Linked DNA regions of Homo sapiens: region 2 is linked to region 1. A link is an interaction called in ENCODE POLR2A ChIA-PET data of the cell type or tissue named here. Cell type or tissue: GM12878. All regions are shown on one strand. Links, peaks and the distances in the headings refer to the core of each region. The heading gives the core; the rest is flanking DNA. Region 1 overlaps PLA2G12A (phospholipase A2 group XIIA). Region 2 overlaps SEC24B (SEC24 homolog B, COPII component).

The links. ChIA-PET counts read pairs that join two places held together with the same protein. Peaks named below come from ENCODE experiments on the same cell type or tissue, not always from the same donor. Only the 100,000 strongest peaks of a DNase experiment are listed, where the experiment ranks them.
Region 2: POLR2A ChIA-PET joins it to region 1 with 6 read pairs; 11 of 35 experiments call an interaction of 5 or more read pairs at or near these places.

The regions. Positions count from the first base shown.
Region 1 is chr4:109,705,519-109,713,860 of GRCh38, forward strand. PLA2G12A (phospholipase A2 group XIIA) reads right to left here. Exons shown (of 4, transcript NM_030821.5): 4 at 4,471-8,342. It also overlaps a transcript of CASP6 not described here. Among named protein-coding and RNA genes, the nearest start is that of CASP6, 6.2 kb to the left of the region's middle. In GM12878, for the core only: no CTCF peak of the experiment used is centred there; a DNase peak (open chromatin) is centred at 3,693.
Region 2 is chr4:109,443,003-109,451,344 of GRCh38, forward strand. All of the region lies in intron 1 of SEC24B (SEC24 homolog B, COPII component), which reads left to right. It also overlaps the pseudogene RN7SL55P. Among named protein-coding and RNA genes, the nearest start is that of SEC24B-AS1, 13 kb to the left of the region's middle. In GM12878, for the core only: no CTCF peak of the experiment used is centred there; no DNase peak of the experiment used is centred there; H3K27ac peaks cover 610 bases.

The DNA of each region.
Region 1 (8,342 bases), core at 200-8,199:
TCATGATTCCTCTGATAGTTCTGAGCAAAGTAAATTGAAAATCTTCTGGAAAGGATTCATCATTCGAGATGCCATTAAGAACATTTGTGATTCATGGGAGGTCAAAATATCCACTTACGGTATGTAACTAGAGACTAGAGGGGGAAAAAAAGAAAAACGAAAAATTAAAAGTACATGTATCAGCCACAGTGGCTCATGCCTGTAAACCCAGCACTTTGGGAGGCCAAGGTGGATTGCTTGAGGCCAGGAGTTTTGAGACCAGCCTAGGCAACAATGCAAGACCCTGTCTCTACAATTTTTTTTTTTTTTTAATTAGCCAAGAGTGGTGGCACATGCCTGTATTCCCAGCAACTCAGGACACTAAGATGGCAGGATTATTTGAGCCCAAGTTTGAGGCTGCAGTCAGCTGACTGTGCCACTGCACTCCAGTCTGGGTGACAGAGTAAGACACTCTTTAAAAAAAAAAAAAAAAAAAAAAAAAAAATATATATATATATATATATATATATATATAATATATATAAAATACATATATAAATATTTAAAAATTATATATATTTCAATTGGCACACTGGGTGGTATTTTACAGGCAGGACAACATACCTATCCATTTTATATATATATATATATATATATATATATATATATATATACACACACACATATACACACACACATACATTATACATAGGTATATGCATATATCTCCACATTAACAGGAGTTTGAAAGAAGTTAATTCCAATCCTCATCACTGATGTTGAGGGGTTCAAGACTTCAGTGAGGGAAGTCACTGTAGATGTGGCAGAAGTAGCAAGACAAATAGAATTGGAAGTGGGGCCTGAAAATGTGGCTGCATTGTTGCCATCTCATGATAAAACTTTGATAGATGAGGAGATGCTTTTTACGGATGAGCAAAGAAAGTGGTTTATTGAGATAGAATCTACTCCTGGTGAATATGCTGTGAATTGTGTTTAAATGACAACAAAGGATTCAGGGTATTAGTTGACAAAGCAGTGGCAGGGTTTGGGGGGATTGACCCCAATTTTGAAAGAAGGTCTGTGGATAAAATGCTACCAAACAGCATCACATGCTACAGGGAAATCTTTAGTGAATGGAACAATCAATGGATGGCCAGGTGCAGTGGCTCATGCCTGTAATCCCAGGACTTTGGGAGGCCAGGAGTTCGAGCCCAGACTGGCCAACATGGCAAAACCCTGTCTCTACTAAAAATAACAAAAATTAGCCGGGCACGGTGGCAGGCACCTGTAATCCCAGCTACTCAGGAGGCTGAGGCACAAGAATCACTTGAACCAGGAGGCAGAGGTTGCAGTGAGCCAAGATCATGCCACTGCACTCCAGCCTGAGTGACAGAACGAGACTCCATCTCAAAACAAACAAAAAAATGAAGCAAACTTCCTTATTGCCTTATTTTAAGAGATTGCCAGTCATCCCAGCCTTCAGCAACTACCACCCTAATCAGTCAGCAGCCCTCAACAATACCCCACACCAACATTTATAACTCGCTGAAGGCTCAGATGATCCCTAGCATCTTTTAGCAATATTTTAAAATTAAGGTATATACATTATTTTTTTAGACATGTTATTGCACACTTAACAGACTACACTTTAGTATGAAAAACTTTCATATGCACTGGGAAACCAGAAAATTTGTGTGACTCTTTTATTGGTGGTCTGGAACCAAACTCGAAATCCCTCTGAGGTATCCCATAGGGGGTGGCATATATGTTCCTGTTTCATGTGTAGTCCTTTCCCCAGTGCAAGTTACTTTGTAGGACTTGCAGTAACTTATTTTAAATGTTCTTTGTATATGAAACTTGGGCCAAAGTAAACTGGAGGTAACTCCTGGATTTTTTTTTTTTTTTTTTGAGACAGTTTAGCTGTTGTTGCCCAGGCTGGAGTGCAATGGCATGATCTCAGCTCACCGCAACCTCTGCCGCCCGGGTTCAAGCGATTCTCCTGCCTTGGCCTCCCAAGTAGCTAGGATTACAGGCGTGCACTACCATGCCTGGCTAATTTTGTATTTTTAGTAGAGATGGGGTTTCTCCATGTTGGTCAGGCTGGTATCAAACTCCCGACCTGGTATCTGCCCACCTTGGCCTCCCAGAATGTTGGGATTACGGGCATGAGCCACGACACCTGGCTTCTCCTGGATTTTTCAAATCTGGCTTTCATAGGTAGAGCTAATTCAGGGACAGAACCATGCAGAAATTCACAGAATGATGAGGGTCTCTAGATAATGGTGTTTCCTGGGGAGAGCATGTTGTCCTACCCCAAAAATAGCAGCCAAACAGTGTGCCAACAAGGTGCCATGGGGTGCTCAATGTTGGATTTAATTTAGCTCCTCCTTGGGTGGTTGGCTATTGTAAAAAATTTACTTTGACAATGCTTTCAGATTTGATGAAACGGTGGCTTTATCTTTTGTAATTCCTCTGGACCTTGTAATTTTAAAAGTAAGCAACCTTAGAGTGGGAAAAAAATTAAAATGTGTTAAGGCACCACTTCTAATATATTAAAATAAGTATAATGAATACTTAAGAAATAAGTATAAGGAACTCATCTCATACTATTATTTGGGAGAGAAAAAATCTAATTTGGTAACTTCTACATGTGCCTGTGGTTCAAGTCTTGATGTCATTAGAGTACGAAATCAAAGAAGGGTTTTTACTCAAACCATTTACTGTTCATTGTATGCATAAAATATTTCAGAAATCACTGTCTTAGTAACTTATCCTGCAACAAAGACATGGAATTTCCATATTTCCCTTGTATGGTGGTTGTGATGATTGGGTTAAGTGACTGTGAAGGACTCAGAATACTGCCTGCCATGTGAAGAGCTCAATGAATATTGGTTATTACCATCTTGTTGTACTCGTTGGAAACAGCAGTGGCATTTTTTGGTTTCCTCATTACCTACCCCAGTTGCCTTGCATGTGGCTCAATATTTAGCCATTGACTACAATTCAGGGTTTTCACATTTACACTCTGGCTTTTATCCAGTCTGAATGAGTTATCTGACCACCAGAACTTCCAGTCCTTTGGCCTCACTTTCAGGGTCTCTGAGTCCTGAAAACATTCCCTCGACAAGAGTGGAACTCCAGTTGGCTGACGTTCTACTTATCTGAAAAGAGCAGATGGAAGGAATTTGTCATTTTTTCTCCATAAGTATCTTATTATCTCAACATTACTACTATAGTCTATGTGGTTAAGTATTTTAAAACAATATTTTGTCTACCTTTTTTTCCCCTTATTCACCACTGATCAGGATTTTGTCTAAAAACATAAATACAGAACATTTTCTTGGGTACTTATTTCAGAATTACAAATGTATAATTTTAGCCTCTTAAAGCAACAGCTAGCCACAATAAAATGGCTGAGTGCCTGGGACTGGGAAACAGGCTGCCCAGGTTCTACTCACGGCTTCCCCATTTTATTTGCTGTTAGATATGTGACAGGTAATGCAACTTAACCTCTCATAGCTTCAAACTCTTTGTTGTAAAATGAGGTCCAAATCTATTCCAGAGTTTTTGAGACAGTAAATTGCAAACTCCTATGAAAGTACTGAACCCACAGCAAGCTTTCAGTACATTAGTTATTTTCAGCACTGAAGATTACCTAAACTACTTCCCAAGCTGTGGTCTATGAACCAGCAGTATCATCATCTGAGAACTTGTTAGAAATGCAAATTCTCCTGTCTACCCCAGACCTACTGAATCAGAAACTCTGGGGGTGGGGTCCAGCAGTGTGTTTTAACAAGCCTGCCAGTGAGTCTCACGCATGCTCATGTTTGAGAACCACCAACATAGACTGGAATCCTACCAAGCACTCTCTTCCCTCTCAAAGAAAAATATTCCCACAGCAAATCCATTAAAATTCAGATACACTAAGTTAACTGACAGGATGACTTGATTCTTCCTATATCTGAATAGTTTTCCATAAAAGTGACTTATTGAAACTGGTTTGCCCTCATATCTCAATCGTGTCTTCATTACAGCTTCTCTGTGCTCAATGTCTCCTTTATGAAATAAACAGCCATCTCTGTCCCTGGAAGAAATGTGCCAAAAGATTTTAAGGAGATAGGCATTATTCAAAGGCAATATATTATTTTAAAATATAAATAAAAGTGGAACTTATTAAAACTGAAGGTCTTGGCTTGTCACCTATCATAGGAATGAAATATAGGGAATAAAGTTAAGTTCAGAGATAATTCTACAACTTAAAAATTTTGGTCACTGATTTTGGTGTTTAATATTTTTTCTTACAGAATTCATAGAAATATTAATTTCTATGATGATTCTGATTGCTATACTTAAAACTTGAAAGCCAACAGAGAAATGTTTGTCAAGTTGTCAACAAGGAGATTTTTGAAGGATGTTATGGAAACTGAATAAGTAAGCCTGAGGCAAAAAGTCTAACATCATTGTGACATATATAAAAGATGACACTAGTGATCCCTTTACAGTTTTATTAATAATTATTATTTTTCGTATACCGGTTGCACTGATTCATTTTTGCTCTTTTATTTTTTAGGCAGATGGCTGGTTTTTGTAGGATTAAGCAGTGAGGAAAAACAGCAAACTAAAAATGCTACTTCAAATATAGCAACAGTCACTACATAAGGCTTAAATCAATATATTGCAAGTAATTTCTATGAATTTTGAACAATACAATGTAGTGTATGTGGAAAGATCTTGCCTAATAAGTTTCATTCTACTCCTCAAAGTTACTGAAGTCAGTCAACTATTAATAACAGAATTGTTTTTATAGAAAGATTCCATCTTCTTTACTGTTAGATGTTATACGTGTCTTGTACTAGGATAAAATAATGAGCATTGTGCATCGCACCTTCTGATAATCTCATACTTCTATAAATACTAAGATAAATAATCACTCTTTTAAATTTAGAGAGAGTTGGTTTTAGGCTAACAATTTTTTTTCTTCTTTCCAAGACAGAGTCTTATTCTGACGCCTATGCTGGAGTGCAGCAGTGCAATCTCAGCTCACTGCAACCTCTGCTTCCCAGGTTCAACCAATTCTTGTGCCTTCACCTCCCGAGTGGCTGGGATTACAGGCATGTGCCACCACACCCAACTAATTTTTGTATTTTTAGTAGAGACAGGGTTTTGCCATGTTGGCCAAGCTGGTCTCGAACTTCTGACTTTGAGTGATCTGTCCGCCTTGGCCTCCCACAGTGCTGAGATTACAGGCTTGAACCACCATGCCCAGCCTCTAACAACTAATTTTAATAAGTATTACTGGACTAGTCTACAGGTTCACTGAAAGAAAGGCTACCTGTGAGGATGCGTTTAATTAGCTTTTGCCCTTATATCTCAATTCTGTCTTCATTACAGCTCTGTGCTCAGTTTCTCCATCTATGAAATAAATACAGCCATATCTGTCCCTGGAAGAACTATGTCAAAAGATTTTAAAGAGACAGGCATCATTTGAAGGCAGTATTATTTTAAAGTATCAATATTACATTTCTTGCAAAGAGCTGCTGACAGTTAGTTCTTGCCTTTTTTTTTTTTTTTTTTTTTTTGCTCTTTTAATGAGTTTATTCTGTCAATAGGGAAAATATCAACTTTAAAATCTAAACATATGCCACAAAATTTTGGGACAAATTTTGAGTTGAAGACGGCAGTACAAACTCATGTTTAGCTTTGTACACACATAAATAATTATAGATGTGTACATATGCATGGATTAATATACATACATATTTCTCAACTCTGCTACAAACAGTGACATCCCAGTAGCAACAAGCACATCTAATGCCCAGATCTTGGTTTCTAAGTATGATTCTCCAACAAAAGGAACCAGGGCTCTTTGGAGCAGGGGTTGATTCTAGGGATTCTAGGGTTGGGGCAGGGAATATCCAAGATGAACCTGGAGCATCTTGTAGTGCCAGAAAGTAAGAAGTGCTCAAAAATCAAAAGGATGGGCACATCAAAGGGACATAGTAGCCAACCTGGCAGAACTCCTAATAGCCAAGCTGGACAACTTAAGCAACAAAATAAATACTGTGTTACCCAAAATACAAAATATACATGAGTCCATACTGATGTAAACAAATTAGGGTGGGAGGGAGAAACAAATTTTCCATATAGAAAAATTCCAAATACTACATATGGATATTCCCACTTCCAGGGGGTTGAATGTAATCTTTCCCACCCACCACCTCCCATGACTGGACTTAGTGACTGTTTTCCAAAGAACAGAAGTATGGAAAGGGAAAATAACAGTAATTTTCAGCAGCAAAAAACCAACACACACTACCTTAACCAAGTGTCCAAAGTTAATACACCATCAAGCTGATAGCATGTAACTCCTGACATGATGCAGTGAGAAGGACCTTCACCTCTGGTATTCTTCCTAAAAATCTATAACCCCACTCTAACCATGAGGAAAACATCAGACAAACCCAAATTGAGGAATATTCTACAAAACACCTGACCAGTACTCCTCAAAACTGTCAAGGTTATGAAAAAGAAAGACTGTGGAACTATCACAGACCAGAGGCTAATTAGGCATGACGACTAATTCAGTGTGGTATCCTAGATTGGATCCTGGAAAAGAAAAATGACATTAATTAAAAAACTAGTACAATCTGAAAAATAAAGTCAAAGTTCCGTTAATAGTAATTGCCATTGCTGGTTACTTAGCTTCTGACAAATGCTTCATGGTTAAATAAAAGGTTAACACTGGGGGAACTGGGTGAGTGGTCACAGAAGCTCTCCATGTATCTTTGCAACTTTTCTGTAAATCTAAAATTATCCCAAGTTTTTTTTTTTAATCTGAACATAAAAAACTGTTTCTACTGATTTTTGTATAATTTGTGATCACGAATTATATTTTATAACGATATTGAGTTTGTCCTTTTGAGAAAGCCAATGCTGCTAACAAAATCCATGAATTCATTGTAAGTGTAAAGTTACCTGGACAAATATTTCAATAGTAAATATTGATAAACCATTTTTTTTTTAGAGTCTTGCTCTGTTGCCCAGGCTGCAGTGCAGTGGCACAATCTCAGCTCACTGCAACCTCCACCTCCTGGGTTCAAGTGATTCTCGTACCTCAGCTTCCTGAGTAGCTGAGACTATAAGCATGCGCCACCACGCCCGGCAAATTTTTGTATTTTTAGTAGAGACGCTGTTTCACCATGTTGGCCAGCTGGTCTCAAACTCCTGACCTCAAGTGATCCAACCGCCTCAGCCTCCCAAAGTGCTGGGATTATAGGTGTGAGCCACTGTGCCCAGCCGATAAGCATTAATTATTAATAATGGCTTACAAAACTGTACCTTTTATAAAGGTTTGAAATAAAGAATCAATTGAGGGTCCCAAACATTTAAGTGGAAACCCAGTTTGCTCACTTAGCCACAAGGCATACATGTGCCTTGTCTCACTGGAACAGCTGCCACCAATTCAAGTTGGAAGATACTAGGTTCCCGGCAATGACATATCTCCAAAGTTAGGAACATGGCCCTTTCTCCAGAACATACTTTTCCTTCTGCCCTGTTCTACCTGTAATGACTTACAAATAACCGCCTCTCCCTATGCTGTCCTTCTCTGACTTTGAAAGTCAGTTCATCTTAATAACTTTGGCCATGGGTCACCCAAAGGATATATATGGCTTGAGGTCCCAGGCTAGGGAAAGGTTAACAACCAGTAGTCAGCAAAGACCGGTCTAGGAACATAACTGAGCATTCCAAGAGATTGAAAAGTTTTCAACATTCATAGACATCTTCAGAAGCTGTTGAAGTTTTCTTGGATTTGCTCTAAACATATGGTAATAATTTTCAATGTAAATAAGAGATCTATAAAAGGCATTTATATCTTGCCTTTTCCATCCTTTTGGCTCTAATTAAAGGCTTTTTGAAAAGCAGTATCAAGCACAAATTTTAGTAAGACCACAGTTAGTAAAAGGTTACAGTCTTTAAAAAATCTACAATAAGGAACAAGTGCTGGGAAATAAATAACAAAGCATAACAGCAAATAGTGCCTTGATATATTAGGTTAAATATCTTTTCATTTATCTCATTAAATCCATCTTTTCTCTAACTTGGCAAAGGTTATAGCAAAAGATGACATTTGTCATGTGAGTAGCTCATAAAATGGGAGTGGCTATGCTTCTGAATCGCATTCACATCACCTTCTAGGCATATTACATAACACTTAGCTATCCTGGGGTTGCTCCCTACGAGGTTATCAGCTGATGGTTCCAATTTTACAACTGGAAAAATGGAAACCTTGTCCTTGTAAGTAGTCCTAATAGAAATGTGACTTACTCATATGCTCAACGGGCTACAGAGAAACAACATATTAT
Region 2 (8,342 bases), core at 20-8,019, 260 kb before region 1:
AACTTTATATTTATGGTAATATCTCTTAAGTGAGCTCTCAGTACCAGTTAGTCCTGTGGTATTTCCCTGCTCCATTCCCAGTGTCACATGCTCCCCTTTTCCCTCAAATTCTCAGTATCCTGTCTCTCTGCCTCCCTTTCCAATGGTGACCTTACTTATTTTACTAAGAAATTGAAAGCAATCTGACAATCTGAAGATAAAGTATTAATCTTCTGCCACCAAATCTGTCAGTCTTCCTGCATATTATTCTTGTGTTATCTGAGACAAATTCAGATTATTTGGGTACAGAATTCTGTTCCCTCTCTTTTAAGAACTTTGTCCCTCCGATTATCTCATTTACCATCAATTTTGATCTTAAACACCTGAACCTTATTTTATGCAATGCATATGTAATCCTAACAGTTATATATAACTTTTATTTTAGAGACGAGATCTCACTGTGTTGCCTGGGATGGTCTCAAACTCCTAGGCTCAAGTGACCCTCCAACCTCTGCCTCCCAGAGTGCTGGGATTACAGGCATGAACCACCATGCCTGGCCTATAAATTTAATTTACAATTCCTAGCAAATATTTATGTAGCTCCTCTTTACATAACATTTTGTGCTAGATACTCTGGGCATACAAATGTGAATGTTCTCTGCACTCCAGGAGTTCTGTACCCCTCAGTAAAAGAGGAGAGGACTGTCAGCACTGAACATGTGTTTCCTTCATAAGGCCTGTGAGAAGGGTGCCCAGAGTTTTGAAGAGGAAACAATTCTTTTTGGTTAAAGTAATAGGGAATCTTAAGGGAGGAAGTTAGAACTTCAGCTATATCTAAAATGATGGACACATTTTGAATTGTCAGGTAAAAATGCATGAATCAAAGGTAAGGAATTTAAAAAACGTACTCTGAGCAGTGCAGGGGTACAAGGGAGAGAGAGTAATGAAAGAATGGTTTGGGCCCGGTGTGGTGGCTCATGCCTGTAATCCCAGCACTTTGGGAGGCTGAGGTGGGTGGATCACCTGAGGTCAGGAGTTCGAGACCAGCCTGGCCAACGTGGTAAAAACCCATCTCTACTAAAAATACAAAACTAGCTGGGTGTAGTGGCGAGTGCATGTAATCCCAGCTATTTGGGAGGCTGTGGCTGGAGAATTGTTGGAACCCGGGAGGTGGAGGTTGCAGTGAACCGTGATCATGCCATCGCCTGGGCAACAAGAGCTAAACTCCATCTCAAAAAAAAAAAAAAAAAAGAATAGTTTTTACAATTATGTTGGGGCTGCTAATGGAAGTTCCTAGAAATTGTCCTAAGAAGTTTAGACTTCATTTGGATCAAAGAAGAGCCATTAAAGATTGTGTGGTAAGGAATGTTAAAAAGTACTCTGGTGGTGTTAGTAATGAATTAGAGGGAAGTGAAAGTAGAATAAAGGGAAGTCAGGTAGAGAATTTTTCAAACCAAATCGTATTTCATATGCCCTAAAGAGATCCTGTGATTTTTTTTTTTTTTTTTTTTTGGTACAGGGACTAGACTTGCATGAAATATTTGTTTTATAAATTTTAATTTTCATGTTAGGTTTTCTTAAAGCAAGAGAATCAGTTTTCCTTTGGTGAGAATCTGGTGTCTGAAAGGAGGTTATGCTACTGAGACAGATATGTCCTGGGGGTAGATCTTGTGATAATTTAGTCCTGCTAAGGAGGGCATACATGCTTATAGAAAATCATAGGCTGTATCTTGCTGGCACATGATATATCAGTCAGGCTGACCAGCTGAGCAGCTCCATTGAAAATATTATAGACCATTTGTTAAAAATATTTTATTTCTTCATTCAGATTGGTACCAGTGAGTAGATAATGTGTCAGAATCATCTGTTTCCCTCTTTTATTTGACATAGTTCACTTGAAGCTAAGAATATAAAATTCTTTCAGAGATTATATAAAAACTGAATTTTTTTGTTTTGTTTGTTTTTGTTTTGACACAGGGTCTCACTCTGTCACCCAAGCTGGAGCGATCACTGCTCACTGCAACCTCGATCTCCTGGGGTCAGGTGATCCTCCCACCTCAGCCTCTTGAGTAGCTGGGACTACAGGTGTGCGCCACTACACCTATCTAATTTTATGTAATTTTTGTAGAGATGGAGTTTCACTCTGTTGTCCAGGCTGGTCTTGAACTCCTGGACTCAAGCAGTCTGCTGCCTCAGCCTCCCAAAGTGCTGGGATTACAAGCACGTCTGGCCATTTTTTTAGTTTTTTCTTTCTTTCTTTGTTTTTTTTTTTTTTTTTTTGAGACGGAGTCTTGTTCTGTCGCCCAGACTGGAGTGCAGTGGTGCAATCTCGGCTCACTGCAAGCTCCGCCTCCCAGCTTCACACCATTCTCCTGCCTCAGCCTCCCAAGCAGCTGGGACAACAGGCGCCCGCCACCACGCCCAGCTAATTTTTTTTTTTTTTTTTTGGATTTTTAGTAGAGATGGTGTTTCACTGTGTTAGCCAGGATGGTCTCGATCTGACCTCGTGATCCGCCCGTCTCAGCCTCCCAAAGTGCTGGGATTACAGGCGTGAGCCACGGCACCCAGCCTGTTATTTTTATTATTTTATTTTATTTATTTTTTTGAGACAGGGTCTCACTCTGTCACCCAGGCTGGAGTGCAGTGGTGCAATCTTGGCTCACTGCGGCCTCAATCTCCTGGGCTGAAGCAAGCCTAGCACCTCAGCCTCCCAAGTTACTGGGACTACAGGCACAAACCACCACACCTGCGTAATTTTTTATTTCATGTTTGTAGAGATGAAGTCTTACTATGTTGCCTGGGCTGGTCTCAAACTCCTGGACTCAAGCAATCCCCCTGCCTCAGCCTCCCAAAGTGCTGGGATCACAGGTGTGAGCCACCGCACCCAGCCTGTTTTAGTTTTTCAGTGATTATTTGATGCTTATGTAAGGCATTGTATTGGGCAATTTGGGGAGTGCAATAATCAAATTAATTTATTCTAAGATGCTTTTTTTTTTTTTTTTTACATTTTTTACCTCTGAAATTGGGGTGCATTTTAGAATCAGTGGAATTCTAAACTTGCTTTCCATAAAGTGAAATCATAATATAGTTGTGTGAGAATCTGCCATTGATACCTGATGTGGTAGGCTGAATAATGGGTTCCCCAGCTATGTCCATGTCCTAATCCCTGAAACCTTTGCAGCAGTGATTAAGTTAAGGATCTTGAGATGGGGTTTTCCTGGAACTTGGTAGGCCTGATACAATCACAGCAGTTCTTATTAGAGAGACACAGGACAAGTCAGAGCCAGCAGCGAAGGAAATGTGAAGACAGAAGCAGAAGTTAGAGTGATGTGCTTTGGAGATGGAAGGGGCCACAAGCCAAGGAATACCAGTGGCCACTAGAAGCTGGAAAAGGCAAGGAAACGGATTGTCTCTTCAGAGTGTCCAAAGGGAACCAGCCCTGTCCCTTGACACTTTGTAGCCCAGTGAAACTGATTTTGGACCTCTGACCTCCAGAACTCTAAGAGAATAAATTTGTGTTGTTGTAAACACTGACTTTGTTGTACTTTGTTATAGTAGCAGCAGGAACCTAATACACCTGTGAAGATAAATAGTGGCAGTATCAAAACACACCTTAGATATAATGAAATACGATAGATTTTCATTTCTTTTTGTTAAAAACACTTTTCTTATACGTGAACAGGGTAAAAAGTGTAACACGCCAAAGCAGAAAAAAGACCTGTTTTTGTATTATGGTATAAATTATTTTACATAGTGAAAGCTTTTAAAGTTTCATGTTCTTTGTGTTTAAGTAGCATGTAGTATTCCTTATTGATACATTGTGATAAGTGCCTGATACAGAAATACTTGATGATTATTTACTAGGCTTCATTTTATAAAAATACAGTAATAGTTTCCATCAGCCAGCCATTACACTAAGCTTTGGGGGATAGGATAGAGCTAAGAGCAAACTAGACTGAATTTTTTCACTTGCAGAATTTACAATTAGACAATTACAGTTCCATGTGAAAAGTTCTGTCATAAGGGTCCAAAATACTGTGGAAGCAATATTATATAATGGCATGCATTCACTTGTAGGATTAGAGAATGTTTTCCTAGAGAAGAGCTGAGCTGAGATCTGAAGAATAAGTTAAGAATTGGTCAGGTGAAGCAGAAGAGGGTATTTTGGAAGGTTCCATATACAGGGAAAAGCCTATCTGAAGATTGAGAGGTGAAGAAGCATGGCTTGAAAAAAATTTAGCATGATAAGGATGTGTGTAGAACAGTGATTCTCAGCCTTTTCATACTCATGGCTACTTTAGTGCTAAAATTTTTGGTGGCATTCTTAAAGGAATTACACTTTGAACACTTGTATTAAAAAAAAAGTTTCAAAAAAGGTATCACATACTCACTTGATCCCCTTCAGAAGCCTCTAAAAGACAGCTTAAAGTAAAACTGTCTTCTGCCCTGATGAACCTCTTTTAGGGCCTCTTGAGGTGAAACTCAAGCATACAATCTTAGTTGATGTTGTACTGTGGCTTCTTTGCTTTTTTGTGGCAAACAGTATTTTTTTCCCACCAGCTCAGCATTCTATTTGACTTCACCATATCAGTAAGCATCTTAAGTGTAGCAAAATTAAATTTTATTTATTGATCAAATGTTGGCAGAGGCATGTGGAAGACTACTAGTATACTAGTATATTAAGGCATACCTCTTGAAAATTATTGTATGAAGAGGTGGTGAGTGATAAAGCAGGAGTGGTAAGCAGAGGTCAGATGATGGAGAGTCTTTGCATTGTTTTCTATTTACTGCTGTAACAAATGACCACAAATTGGTGGCTTCAAACAACATGAATTTATCACCTATAGGTTAGAAGTCCACCTGAGCTAAAACCAAGGCATCTACAGGGCTGCATTCCCTTCTAGAGAATCTAAGGGAGAATTAATTTCTTGCCTTTGTCAGCTAGCTTCTGGATGCTGCCCACATTCCTTGGTCCATGGCCCACTTTCTCCATGTTCAAAGCCAGCAACATTGCATCTGTCTGAGAATTCTTCTGTAGTCACATCTCCCTCTGACTCTCTTCTACCTCTGCTTTTCTGCTCTTAAGGATGTTTGTGATTATATTGGTCTCACCTGGGTAATCAAGAATCTATTTTAAGGTCAGTTGATTAACATTCTTAATACCATGTGCAACCTTAATTCCCCTTTGCCAGGTAATCTAACATATTCACAAGTTTCAGAGATTAGGATATGGACATATGTTTTATTGGTCATGTTAAATAATTTGAATTTTTTTTTTTATGGCAAGGTAAACCATTAGAAGGCATCAAACCAGGGAGTAACAATATCAGATCTGCTTTTTAGGAAAATCACTCTGGCTACGTTTGGTGTGTCATACAATTTAATAGGTCATTTCCAGTACCTTTTTCTACTGATGTATTAAAAACTTTATTTTGCAATAATTTTAGACTTACAGAAGTGTTGCAAAGATATACAGAAAGTGCAGTACCCTTCAGTCAGCTTCCTCTAACAATAACTTATGAAACTTTTTTTTTTTTGAGCCTCCCAGGTTCAAGCGATTCTCCTGCCTCAGCCTCCCAAGTAGCTGAGACTACAGGCACTTGCCACCACGCCTGGCTAATTTTTGCGTTTTTGTATTTTCAGTAGAGATGGGGTTTCGCCATGTTGGTCAGGCTGTTCTCGAACTCCTGACCTGCCCACCTCAGCCTCCCAAAGTGCTGGGATTACAGGCATGAGGCACTGTGCCCAGCCTGTCTTCCGAAACTTTGGTACATTTATCAAAACCAGGAAATTAACATTGGTGAAATAAAATTAACTGCAAATTTTACTGATGTTTCACCAGTTTTTACATGAATGTCTTTTTTTCTGTTTCAGGATTTAATTCAGGATATCATGTTGCATTTAGTTGTCATGTCTCATTAGCCTGTAGTCTGACAGTTTCTTAGTCTTGTCTTTTTTTTTTTTTTCCAATGACTTCCTCGTTTTTGAAGAGTACTGATTGGGTATTTTGTAGACAGTTCCTCACTTTGAGTTTGCTGATGCTTTCTCATGATTAGATTGTGTGTATGAATTTTTCGTAAGAATACCACACAGGTGAAGTATGCTTCTTATTGAGTCATTTCAGGGTTTACGTGATACCAGCTTGTTTTATTACTGATCATGTTAACCTTGGGCACTTGGTTAAGAGGGTTGTCTTAGCTAGGTTGCTATATTGAAACATCATTGACTGAGGCTTAAACAATAGACATTTCTTTTCTTCTTTGAGGCAGTGTCTCACTGTCACCTGGGTTGGAGTATAGTGGCTCAATCATGGTTCACTGAAGCCTTGACCTCCCAGGCTCAAGCAATCCTCCCACCTCAGCCTCCCAAGTAGCTGGGACTACAGGCACGTGCCACCATGCCTGGCTAATTTTTCTTTTTTTTTTTTTTTTGTAGAGACGGGATTTCACCATGTTGCCCAAGCTAGTCTTGAACTCCTGGACCCAAGCAATCTGCCCGCCTCGGCCTCCCAAATTGCTGGGAGTACAGGTGTGTGCCACTACGCCCAGACATTTATTTTCACAACAGTTCTGGAGGCTGGAAGTTTGAGAGAGTGTCAGCATGGTCATATTCTAATGAGGGCCCTCTATCCACCTTGTCACTGTGTGCTCACATGGCCTTTTCTTGGTATGTGCACGTAGAGAGATCTCTCTCTTCTTTTTATAAGGGCACTCCTTCTCTCATGGTGGTCCTGCCTTCATGACCTAATGTAAACCTGATTACCTCCCAAAGGCCCCACCTCCTAACACCATCACATTGGGCCTCAGCATAGTTTTGGAGGGACATAAACATTGAGTCCATAATAGAGGGATGTCTACGAGGTTCTTCCTCTGTGAGGTTATTTTTTCCTTTTCATGGTCTGTTTATTAGGAGTGATTCACTTAACTCCAGCCTACTTTGAAAAGAAAGAGAAGCTGGATGCAGTGGCTCACACCTGTAATCTCAGCACTTTGGGAGGCCGAAGCAGGAAGATTACTTGAGGCCAGGAGTTCGAGACCAGCCTGGCTAACATAGACCTTGTTTCTACAAACAAAGTAAAATTATTACCAGGGTGTGGTTGCACTCACCTGTAGTCCCAGCTACTCTGGAGGCTGAGATGGGAGGTTCACTTGAGCCCAGGGCTTCAAGGTTACAGTGAACTATGATCATACCTTTGTAGTCCAGACTGGGTGACAGAGCAAGACCCTGTCTCTTAAAAATGTAGGGAAAAAAGGGAATTAAACTCTACCTGCTGCAGTGAGGTATACCAAATGATTTGTGGGCTTATGTTCAAATCACCACAGTAATTAAGAAATATTCTTTGGGAGATACTTTGAAGTTATTCTACCATTCTCTTTCTTCTCAAAATTTCACTCACAGCCAGGCGCGGTGGCTCACACCTATAATCCCAATACTTTGGGAGGCAGAGGCGGGTGGATGATGAGTTCAGGAGTTCAAGACCAGCCTGGCCAGGATGGTGAAACCCCATCTCTACTAAAAATACAAAAATTAGCTGGACGCAGTGGCAGGCACCTGTAATCCCAGCTACTTGGGAGGCTGAGGCAGGAGAATTGCTTGAACCCAGGGGGTGGAGGTTGCAGTGAGCCAAGATCACGCCACTGCACTCCAACCTGGGTGACAGAGTGAGACTCATCTCAAAAAAAAAAAAAAAAAAATTTACTCACTAATTTTAGCATGTCACTCATGAGTTTTGCTTACTCTCACCTGCATCAATTACTACTGTGCAATTCTTTTTTTTTTTTTTTTTTTTAAAGAGCCAGAGTCTTCCTCTTGCTCAGGCTGGAGTACACTGGCTATTCACAGTTGTAGTCCCACTACTGATTAGCATGGGAATTTTGATTTCCTTAATTTCCTATTTCTGCCAGTTCACCTCTCCTTAGGTAACCTGGTGGTCCCCTGCTCCTGGAAGGTCACCATATTGATGTCAAACTTAGTGTAGACACCCAATCAGCATAACACATTACAGCCCAGAACTCATGGGCTTAAGGGATCCTCTCACTTCAGCCTTCCCAGTAGCTGGGATTACAAATATTTGCCACAGCACCAGCTACTGTGGATTTCTAATGGTAATTTCCTCTTTCCCTGTTTCTTATAAGGGAGATTTGCCCATTTAATCCCATTTTAAAATTTATTCAATCATTTGTGTATGTTATTATAAACTCACAAATATTTATTTTATTATTTGGGCTATAATCCAATGCTGTATATAGAGAGGGAGACAGGGTCTTGCTCCATTGCCTAGGCTGGAGTGCAGTGGTACAGTCATGGCTTGCTGCATCCCTAACCTTCTGGGCTCAAGCGATCCTCTCAAGTAGCTGGTGTCA